2 separate regions of the Mus musculus genome follow, and region 1 is linked to region 2. Evidence: chromatin loops called from intact Hi-C (ENCODE). Cell type or tissue: heart. All regions are shown on one strand. Each heading gives the region's core, and the rest is flanking DNA. Links, peaks and the distances in the headings are about the cores only.

Region 1 (4,447 bases), core at 1-4,000, 120 kb after region 2:
GGGGGCTTCTAGAGGATGGGAGGGAGCTAAGCTACGAAGCAGCCACATTCTGGGGACAGCTGGTGGCAGCTGGGCCTGGGAGAAAGAGAGCCACGAGGAGGCAGGTGGTGGGCCGGGCAAGGCGCTGAGCAAAACATAGACCCCACAGCCAGACAGAGAAGAACCGCAGATCTTGATGCAGAGGCATGGCTCGGCCCAGAGTTGCTCCCAGCTGGGCCTGCTGTTCTCCTGCCCCATCAGTCAGCAGCTCAGACCTGGAGGGCTCGCGGAGCCCGTGGGAGCTGCTCTCTCCTTCGGACTGGGCACAGGCTTAGGGAGTGGGGTCCGGTGCCTGGGAGGCCAGAACCAAGCTAAAGCCTGTCTCTGTGTGTGTGGTTCTAGATTTGGGAGGCAAAGTGTCCCCCCTCGACCTCCTGAATCCCCTGGCAGCTTCCCAGTCACGGCAGGTTCGGCTGCCAGAGCCATTTTTAACTCTCATTCCAGACTGTGCTCACAGCAGAACCCCCTGGGGAGCCAGGGGGAGGGGCAGCCTGCTGCTGGGAGCCGAGGCCCTGGGTATGAAACCCTGACCTGAGCCCTCAGTAGGCAAACTGGCAGACAGGCCTCACTGGGGTGGGGTTTGGCCCTCTGTAGACCATCTTCCTAAGAAACCTCTTTCACCCTGGGTGCTGTAGCTTGGGGCTAAAATCCGTTCCTTGTATTGGGTTCCATGCCTTCTACAGGGGCCCCACAAAGCCGAGTCCACAATGCGCCGGCATGAGGAAAAAGATGCCGAGCTGGACCGTAGGATAGTTGCCTTGCGCAAGAAGAACCAGGCCTTACTACGAAGGTACCAGGTGAGTGTGTTGTGTCGGCTGAGAGGACTCCTGTGGCTGGGGTCCCTGGCTACCTTCAAAAGGCTGTTTACACAGTGGGTTCTCTCTGAGGGCCTTAGCCCATGCCCCCATCAAAGTCTTGGGCACTGGTGATGTGGTGCCTCTGCCCCCTGGTGTCCCATTGGTGTTTTTCTGTGTAGGCCTGTCAGTGTCTGTGTGTCTGTGAGCCTGGGGGGCCATGGCCTTGCTGACTTCAGGCCCTCCCACAGGAGATCGAGGAAGATCGTCGGCAGGCGGAGCAGGGGGGCATGGCTGTGACCACTCCAGGGCTCCTCCAACCCGACAGCCTCACGGTCACCATCAGCCAGGTTCCCGGTGTAAGTCTCACCTTGGAGACAGGCAGGGTTGAGGCCTGGACCATGCCTGGGGTGTTAACACTATCCCATTTCTCCTAATTGCCTTTCTGGGTGTCTCCCAGCAACAACAGACCTCCCAAGCTATTGCCATCTTCTCCAAAGGGCCACAGATGAAAGGCTACCAAACAGAAACCTTTGAACAGACTTTCCCAGTCCTACAGCTCTGCATGTAAACCCTATGTGCAGAGCACAGCCTTCTCCTTACCCCAGACCCTGAGGCCGAAACCCTGCAGGAAGCAGAGGAGGGAGAAGTCTGGGCTGTAAGCAAAAGAATCAGTGTCTTAGAGATAAGGCCATATTGTCTGCATACTCTGGATTTTTTTTTTTTTTTTTGATTCAGAGATGACAAGCCCTTGTGGCATCTTGGATCCCTCTGTTGGCTCTGAGCTCTGAATAACTAATGCCATTGGCATGTGAACTCCTGAAGGGCCAAGCTTTGCCACGGGCATTCCAGGGAGGCCTAGGGCTGGAACCCAAACCTAGGGAACCCCTCCCCCCAGCACCCAGCACCCAGGTTCTGCTCAGGATGACCCATGTGGCCTGAGGACACAGGCATCTCGCTCTGCAGGAGAAGAGGGTGGTCAGCAGAAACTGGGCCAGGGCGCCCCTTTCACCTGGAGTGACTACCACACTGACAGATGATGAAGATGCTGCAGACGCACCGGGTACTTTCAGCATGGGGCACCGGGTGGAACTTGCTGTCACCATGGAAAACAAAGCCAAGGTGAGCAGTTGAGACTTCCAGACCTCAGGTCTCCCTCCCTTGGCTCAGCCATGATGCCCATCTATACCTTCTCCAGGCCAAAAGGATAGTAAGTGAGAAACCCACGACCCAAGCGCGGAGCCCAAGGGCAAAGGGGACATCTGGAGGAGGCCGGAGCTGGCGTGCACCCTTGCAGATGACTTCCAGCTCAGATTCAGCAGGGAAGGTACATCTTCAAGCAGGGGTAGGGACACAATCCCTATTTGGAGAAGGCAGAGAAACTAAGTAAGGTATGTCCCTTGCCTGGGCAAACCTGGCCTAGGCACCACCTGTGAGAATTCTTACCTTCTTCCCCTTCTCTGGCCAATATCCGCTTTGGGTGTGCCTTGCAGTAAGAAATAATTAAGCCAGATATATTATCCAGCCATAATATGATCGATGACTCGACTCTAAGGTGTCAGAGGGATGTGTAGGTGACTGGCTATGTGCCAGCTGTGACCTCTAGGTGGCAGCAGCCCCTTGTAATTGTTCTTGATTTTGCTCACCGCCTATGGGTGCCCCTCCTATCTAGGGCCGGTCTGGTCTATCCACACCAACAACTCTAAGAAAAGGGACGCCTCCTTTCACAGATAAGGACATAATACTCAGAGAGGTTAAATTACCTGTCTCAAACTGGAAGTGAACACGTGGATGCGTGCAAAAGGTCCACAGCAAGCACAGCATGCTGGAGACGAGACAGACCTAATTATGTACTGGGAAGTAGAGACCGTGAGAGAGGAGCTCCATTCAAATCTTCTCTCTACTTCTCCCCCATGATATTAAGTGTCTTCCCCTTGCAGGGTGTTCTGGAGCCCCGGAGTCCAGGCGTGGTCTCAAGTCCACCTCCCCAACAGTCCTTGGGGCTGTCCCCTGAGGCCAGCTGGGACTACACGCAGTGGAAACAAGAGAGAGAGCAGATTGACCTGGCCCGCCTTGCCCGGCACAGAAACCCACAGGGTGACTGGAGCCGCCCGTGGGACCTGGACAAAGCCAAGTCCATGTGGGTGGCATGGCTGAGCAGCTTGCTGTGACTGTGGGACTTGGGTAGGGCTAACTATGGGTGCCTCTTGGAGGGAAAAGACTTTTCGTCAGACCCTGGTCCCAGGGTTTTGTGCTCTGCCTCTTTCTTGGGACCACAACTCTGTGCTGCCCTGAGCTATGGGGTTAGAGGAGACAGTGTCTGGGTGGAGTCTGATGCAGCCTCTACCCACATTGCCACGAGTGACGTAATGCCCTTCTCTGTCTACACAGGCCACAGAACTGCCACAAGCCTAGGGACAGGGACCTGGCCATGGGCAGCAGGAAGGGTGAGCTGATCCCCACCTCATGCTCGTGTGCCTTGTTTGTTTTTGGAGAGTCTTAGCCCAGGCTGGCCCAGAACCCATGATCCTCTTGTCTTGTCTAGGATCCTACTACCCTGTCTCTTCATCAAAGATGAAAAGGGACACGGAAAAAAAGTCTGTCCTTCCTTCCCCTCCCACACTCTCTAGTGTTTTCTGAGCTACGGCTTGGGCTAGATTCAGTGGGAGCCGAACTAGGTCTTTCCAGATGTCATTCCTTGTGGGGTAAAAGTCCTGTCGGCCCTCCTGAGCTTGCTGTGGGAGGAGTCCTGTGACTTTCTGGTGATTCTTCATACACAGAGCCTAGGGGCCAACGAGCTGACCGAGTCATTTAGCTGGGCAGTGTAAACACAGTCCAGGGCCCCAGGCCAGGGGAGGCTTTTCTGCAGAGGTAGCGTGGGCTTTGGGAAGATAGAACTCCTAAGGGAAGGAAGGACCATTGGAAGCTTCCTGGTACTAGAGAGCTCCGGTGTCTGTTTTAGATTCTTTGACACTCCCACCCCATTTACTTTGTTTCCCTTTAGGTCCTAGGACCCACCAGAAGCCTCAGCACCCACCATCATCCCTGGATGGAAAATGTGAGTTGGGGGCAGGAAAGGAGCAGAATCGCTTCAGCTGGTGAAGGCAGTTGGTACAGCCCTCCATCCTCCATCATGTCTTGCAGGTCGGGGTGGACAATCTGGAAGACCCTCGATGACATCCACCATAGGCAGCAACGCCCAGGGGAAGGAGAGGCTAACTGGCAGGGCCCGAAGGTAACAGGGGACAGGGGACAAAATCAAGGCAGGTATGTAGGTGTCCTAATTTCCTGGACTGGCCCAGGTCCCTCTGCTCCATCCCCAGGGCCCCTGATTCCTGGTTGCTTGTTGCCTGCCACAGGTTAATGAGATACCAAGAAAGGACACCAGCAGAGGTGGTAGTGGTTAAGAGCCTGGTGCCCAGAGGCTGTGGTAATTACAACAGCACACTTCCCCTGGGATGTGAGGTGTGCCTTTCCCAGGCAGAGCATGCAGGAACATGCCCGGAGTCCCCATGGATCTCAAGGTGCAGCAGGCTCAGCCATAAACAGCAGCTGGGGACCTGGGGTGGATAGTCAGAGGAAATGGCTAGGTTTGATTGAGAAGTAAGGTCAGG
Region 2 (4,952 bases), core at 440-4,439:
CAGAGAAATGGGTACATCAGATAATAAAACCCACTGTGCAGGATGGGGTGCAGGATGGGGGGCTGCCTCCGGCTGAGTGCTCTAGTTAATCTAACAGCAACCAGCATCCAAGAAATACTTGGGAGAAATGAGGCTAGCCTCTCTCCCTGAGAGTGGGCAGGCGTACTCGAACTGCCGAGCAGTTCTAGAATTCTAGAACAGCAGAAGCTGTGGCCTGGAGCTGTCCCTTGTTGGAGGAAACAGGTGGCAGGCATGAAGAAGAGAATGCCCACCTTGCCCTTGAACGTGTCGTGCGCCCTTGGATGTTCATGTGCCAAGGTGGGAGGAAGGGGAGTGGGCTGTGGGTGAGGTGGGGAGAGAGGAGAAGAAAGGCTGGAGAGTTCTTCTGGAGGGAGCCTGCAGTGAGGCTTTAGGGGAGGGCACAGCACAGAGCTGGAAGGACTTCCTGGATGGAGAAACCAGCTGGGGCAAAGGCCCAGGCCAGAGTAAGGCAGGGAAGACTGCGTACAACCACAGCTGCTGTGCTCAGCAGCGGAGAGGGGAGTTGCAGAAAGAGTCAAGATAGACCCAAATTGTGTTTGCTTTGCTAATCCTTAGGTCCCCCTCCCCCAAGACAAGGTCTCCAGAGCCCTGTGTGACCTGGAGCTCTCTCTAGACTAAGCTAGCCTTCGAATTCACAGAGACCTGCCTACCTTGCTTCCCAAGTGCTGAGGTTAAAGGCACGCAGCACCATGCTTCCTTATTAACACTGGGTCTAGTGTGTTGCTCAGGTAGCCTCAAGTTCCTGGCCCCAAGTGATCCTCCTGCTTCAGTCTCCAAAGCATCTGGGACAAAGGAGCTCTACTGAGATGTTAGGTCTTTATTTGGGGGGCACTTTCCCAGTCCTTTTACTTAGGTAGCCCAGGCTTGCCTTGAACTGGATATATAGCTCAGGCTGGCCTCAACGTCACTGTAATCCTTTCCTTCAGGCTCCTGAGTGCTTGGGTATACAAGATGCCTACTATGCCCAGTGTAACCTTTGTATTGACCTTAAATGTGCTGGGATGCATGGTTGGCTCCATCAGAGGAGGCTCCATTGTTCTCTCTGGCTCAGGGTGGAGGTGCAGTTCAGCGACCTGGACTGGAAGAAGGGAGGCAAGTTGGATTGGTGTGGAGAAGTCGAATTCTGAATGGCTCTTGGTTAGAGGAAGTAGGTAGAGCACAGTAGGGGAGAGCCCCCACCTTGCATAGTGTGGCTCTGAGTTCCTCCACTGTGGAGTGGAATATAGGCAGAAGAAGAGGCTGGTATGTGCTCCTGCCCTGTCCCCCCCCACACCCCCCATCTATCTGGGGGCTTGTCTAAATGCCTGTTGGATAGTGAAAAAAATATGAGCATATAACAAGATTGTCATAAATGACAATTATGCACATTAAAACAGTATCCTTAGGAGGACCTACAATCGAACCAATCAATCAATAGAGCACTTAGAAGCATGAATAGCCAAAAAGGAACTCCTTACAGATTCAAAAGAAGTTTTGTCCTGGGGGAATGGTACAGGGGGAAGGAGGGGACAGGCTTTCCTCTTCAATAAACTTTTAAAAACTTACATTGTTTTGGAGGGTGGGGAGACGGCTCCCCCGGGTTAGGGGCATTTGTTCATTGAGAGGCCCTTGAATGGGTTTCCCCGCTGCCCACAAGGCAACTCATAACATCGTTCTAGGGAATCCAGCTCCTCTTCTGGTCTCTGCGGGTATCAGACTAACAAGCAGAACACATATACACACGCAAGAAAAATACTCATACACATAAAATAAGTTTTGGAAAAAAAATTACAGTTTTTTAAACTCTGACCATAATTTTTAAAAGAATACCACACTCATCTTTGCTGTTTATGGTCTCCCTGTTTTTGTTTGGCCTTCTTGTATGAGATGGTGGTGATAGTGGATAGTGATCTTTCAATGTTCTCATTTAGTAAAATACAAATTCTGGGGAAATTTCAGTCTTGGAAACCGTGCATCCAGAGCACGAGTGGGAAACTGGAGCGTCCAGAAAGTCACCGCGCCTGCGAGTCCGCGGATGGCCGGTAGGGGTCAGGCGAGCTCCACGCAGCGCTGACTGAGCGGGTCCCGGGAGTCCTCGCTGCAATCGGCCGCCCGCAGAGCTTTAAGGCAGGAGTCTTAAGAAGTGAGAGCACTTTAGATCCGCCATAAGCAGATAACCGATGGCCATGCGGATTCCAGCCCCCACCAGGGCACGCTGTGTGCTAGACGCTCTCTCCACTCTGTGTGCTGTTGCTTTACTCCGGCTCGGGCCCCACCCAGCCTCCCGGGCGTCAGAGCGTGGCTGGCTCACCCGTCGTTCCTAGGTTTGAGCAACTCACCCAGCAGGGCTTTGCATCCTTAAGCAATCTTGCCTTGAGCACTCAGTTGGTTGCAAAGGTCAGGGAAGGAGTGGATGTGTGAAGTGAAGCAATATTACAAGGGACTACCACTGGGATGTGGGGCTAAGACTCTGGTCCCTGGGGAGAAACTCTCTCCAGGCCCAAGTTGGATTATCAGCGGGGTGGGTGGGGGTTGGGAACCAAAACCAAACCAACTCAACCAAACAAAAACCCCCATATAGCTGCCTTAGCCCAGTGTCACTCCCTAGGGAGCCCAGGTGTTTGTCACTAGATTCTGATAAGGCACAAGACCTGGCTACACTTAACACTTCTCATTAGCAGCGTCCCACCCCCACTATTCCCATCCACTTTTCAGACATAGTTTTTATTTTGTCTTTTATTTAAAAACATTTCTTGTGTGTCACATTAAAAAAAAATTCAGAAAAACAATCACATTCTTCCTTTCAGTTGCTATAGCTGGATACAAACAGATTGGGTAATTATAGCTCATGGTTCCAGAGGCTGACTATCAAAAGCATGGCGCTCCCAACTCCAGTGTTCTTCTCTTGCCTGATAACATGGTAGGAGACCTGACACGACAGAGCAGGCACACTAGTTTAAGATTCCCTTTTATAAAGCCACTAAAGTCATTACTACCTAAACCATTAACAAATGGCTGGGACTGAGGTTTTTAACAGGTGAACTTCTGGGGCACACTCTCGTTGGTAGGGTTCCTATGGCATGACTGGGTGACATGTTGCCTTCTGATAACTTATGGAGGTCAGAGGGCAACTCTCCATCCCCCATATGGGTTCTTGGACTCCAACCCAGGTTGTCTGGCTTGGTGACAATCTTGCAGGCGTGCAGGTCCTCTGCCTCATTTTGATCATCTTCTGTGGGTTGTTCCAGGGATCTTCCTCAGCTGGTCAGTGTATCTACTGCATTCATGAACCCCCTCTTAAGATGGGACGGGTGTGGGGTTGCTAAGGTGCTGACTCCACCTGTCTCAGACCTCAGCACTCCACCTAGGCTAAGACTGTTGGGCTGGGAGCCAGGAAAAACAGTCTTTATTTTTGGGAACTCACATGAATGTGGTAATCCACGGCCTGGGCGCTATTTGTGACGGCCCAAGGTTGGGAGGCCCAAGGTTGGGATGTCCCTGTTGCTAGCCCATTAGGATCCTAGCTCCAATTCTGACCTTGAAAAAGTCAAGTATTAAAAGAACAAAACAACCTTGCAGAGTTTGAGCTGGGTGTGGTGGTTGCACGTGCCTTTAATCTCAGAACTAGGGAGGCAGAGGAGGATCTTTGAGTCCAAGGCCAGCCTGGGCTATATAGCTAGACAAATGAAACAAAACTCAGATATGCCAGCTGTGGTGGTTCATGTATATAATTTTGGCAGTCAGGAGGCAGAGGCAGGAGGATTCTGAGTTACAGTTAGACTCTGAATCAAAAGCAACCCCCCCCCAAAAAAAAAACTCTCAAAATCCTCCAGAAACTTAAGACTCTCCTCCTGTCTTCCCACACTTGACACCCCCCCCCCATTTTCTCCCCCTTTCCTTTAAGAAAAAGCACAGGGTGTTGCCTGTAATCCCAGCACTCAAGAGATAGGGGCAGATCTACTGTTCAGGGTCTTAGTTCAAAGCTAGTCTCGGCTACAGGGAGACTAAAATAAAACCATGGAGAAGTTGGTAGGGCAAGGAGCTGACTCAGTGGTGCAGTGCCTGCCTAGCACAGCCTAGGTACAATTTCACACACAACAAGAAGAAAAGTCACCAGGAGATCTGGGTCTGAGACTTCCTATTCTGGCCTCCTATCCCATTCCCAAAGGGCAAACTGAAGGGCAGGCCGCTTCAAGGACATTCTCTGGATGCAGACAGGACCATAGCAAGTGGCTTGTTTCTCCTGCAGAACACGGCTTTGGGCGCAGAAGGGTTTACCTTGCAGTATATTTAATACAAAATGGCAACAGACATTGTGCAGTTGTAATAAAATTAGCCACAGGGTGTCTAGAGAAATATACAGAGGCAACAAGGCTGGAGGGGAGCCAGGCAACCTGGGCTGGGCCACAGGACCTGTGTCTGCTGGCCAGTCAGCTGCAGAAGGTCACATGAGCAGGCCCAGTGCTAGCCTGTGACAGAGTGATGCAGACAGACTCAGGTACACGAGGGAGCCGATCTTCTGTGTTGTCTTGCCTGGACTGTGGACTCTGTCCTTCCTGGGTCTGCCATAGGCATTCTGGAGCTGTCTAGCTCTTGGAGAAACAGTTAAGAAGGAGATGGCTTTTGCCTTTTCCTCAAGAAATGAGACCACAAGTATCTGACAACTGAAAGGGGTAATGCCTCTGTTACCCTTGAACAGAAAGGGCACCCTGCCAGAGGCTTGCCCAAGAAAAGGAGTCGGGTACCTGTCAGATGCTACCTGGAGGGTCAGGTCATCACATTCAGATGTAGAAAGCAATGGCACAGACACTGCCACCCTCCCCCCAAACCCCCCAAAAAGCCAAAGTCATTTTAGCAGTCATTTTAGGCTTTCCTGCCCGGAACGGCTGGAGAATCCGACTTCACACGGGGCAGAGGGCTGACAGAGAAGG

Evidence for each region. Peaks named below come from ENCODE experiments on the same cell type or tissue, not always from the same donor. Only the 100,000 strongest peaks of a DNase experiment are listed, where the experiment ranks them.
Region 1: it touches region 2 in a loop (5-fold over the local background); 36 of 42 quality-filtered maps call a loop at or near these places.

Annotation. Positions count from the first base shown.
Region 1 is chr2:118,758,034-118,762,480 of GRCm38, reverse strand. It overlaps Ccdc9b (coiled-coil domain containing 9B), which reads left to right. Exons shown (of 11, transcript NM_001001982.2): 2 at 723-836; 3 at 1,085-1,192; 4 at 1,800-1,955; 5 at 2,032-2,160; 6 at 2,774-2,973; 7 at 3,225-3,280; 8 at 3,838-3,891; 9 at 3,978-4,068. Among named protein-coding and RNA genes, the nearest start is that of Ccdc9b, 2.4 kb to the left of the region's middle. In heart, for the core only: CTCF peaks have their summits at 978 (motif pointing left) and 2,431 (motif pointing right); DNase peaks (open chromatin) are centred at 480, 860, 1,970 and 2,440; H3K4me3 peaks cover 1,103 bases; H3K27ac peaks cover 2,044 bases; H3K27me3 peaks cover 252 bases.
Region 2 is chr2:118,880,695-118,885,646 of GRCm38, reverse strand. It overlaps Ivd (isovaleryl coenzyme A dehydrogenase), which reads right to left. Exons shown (of 12, transcript NM_019826.4): 12 at 2,738-4,952. Among named protein-coding and RNA genes, the nearest start is that of Gm32798, 4.6 kb to the left of the region's middle. In heart, for the core only: no CTCF peak of the experiment used is centred there; a DNase peak (open chromatin) is centred at 2,236; H3K4me3 peaks cover 673 bases; H3K27ac peaks cover 406 bases; H3K27me3 peaks cover 1,307 bases.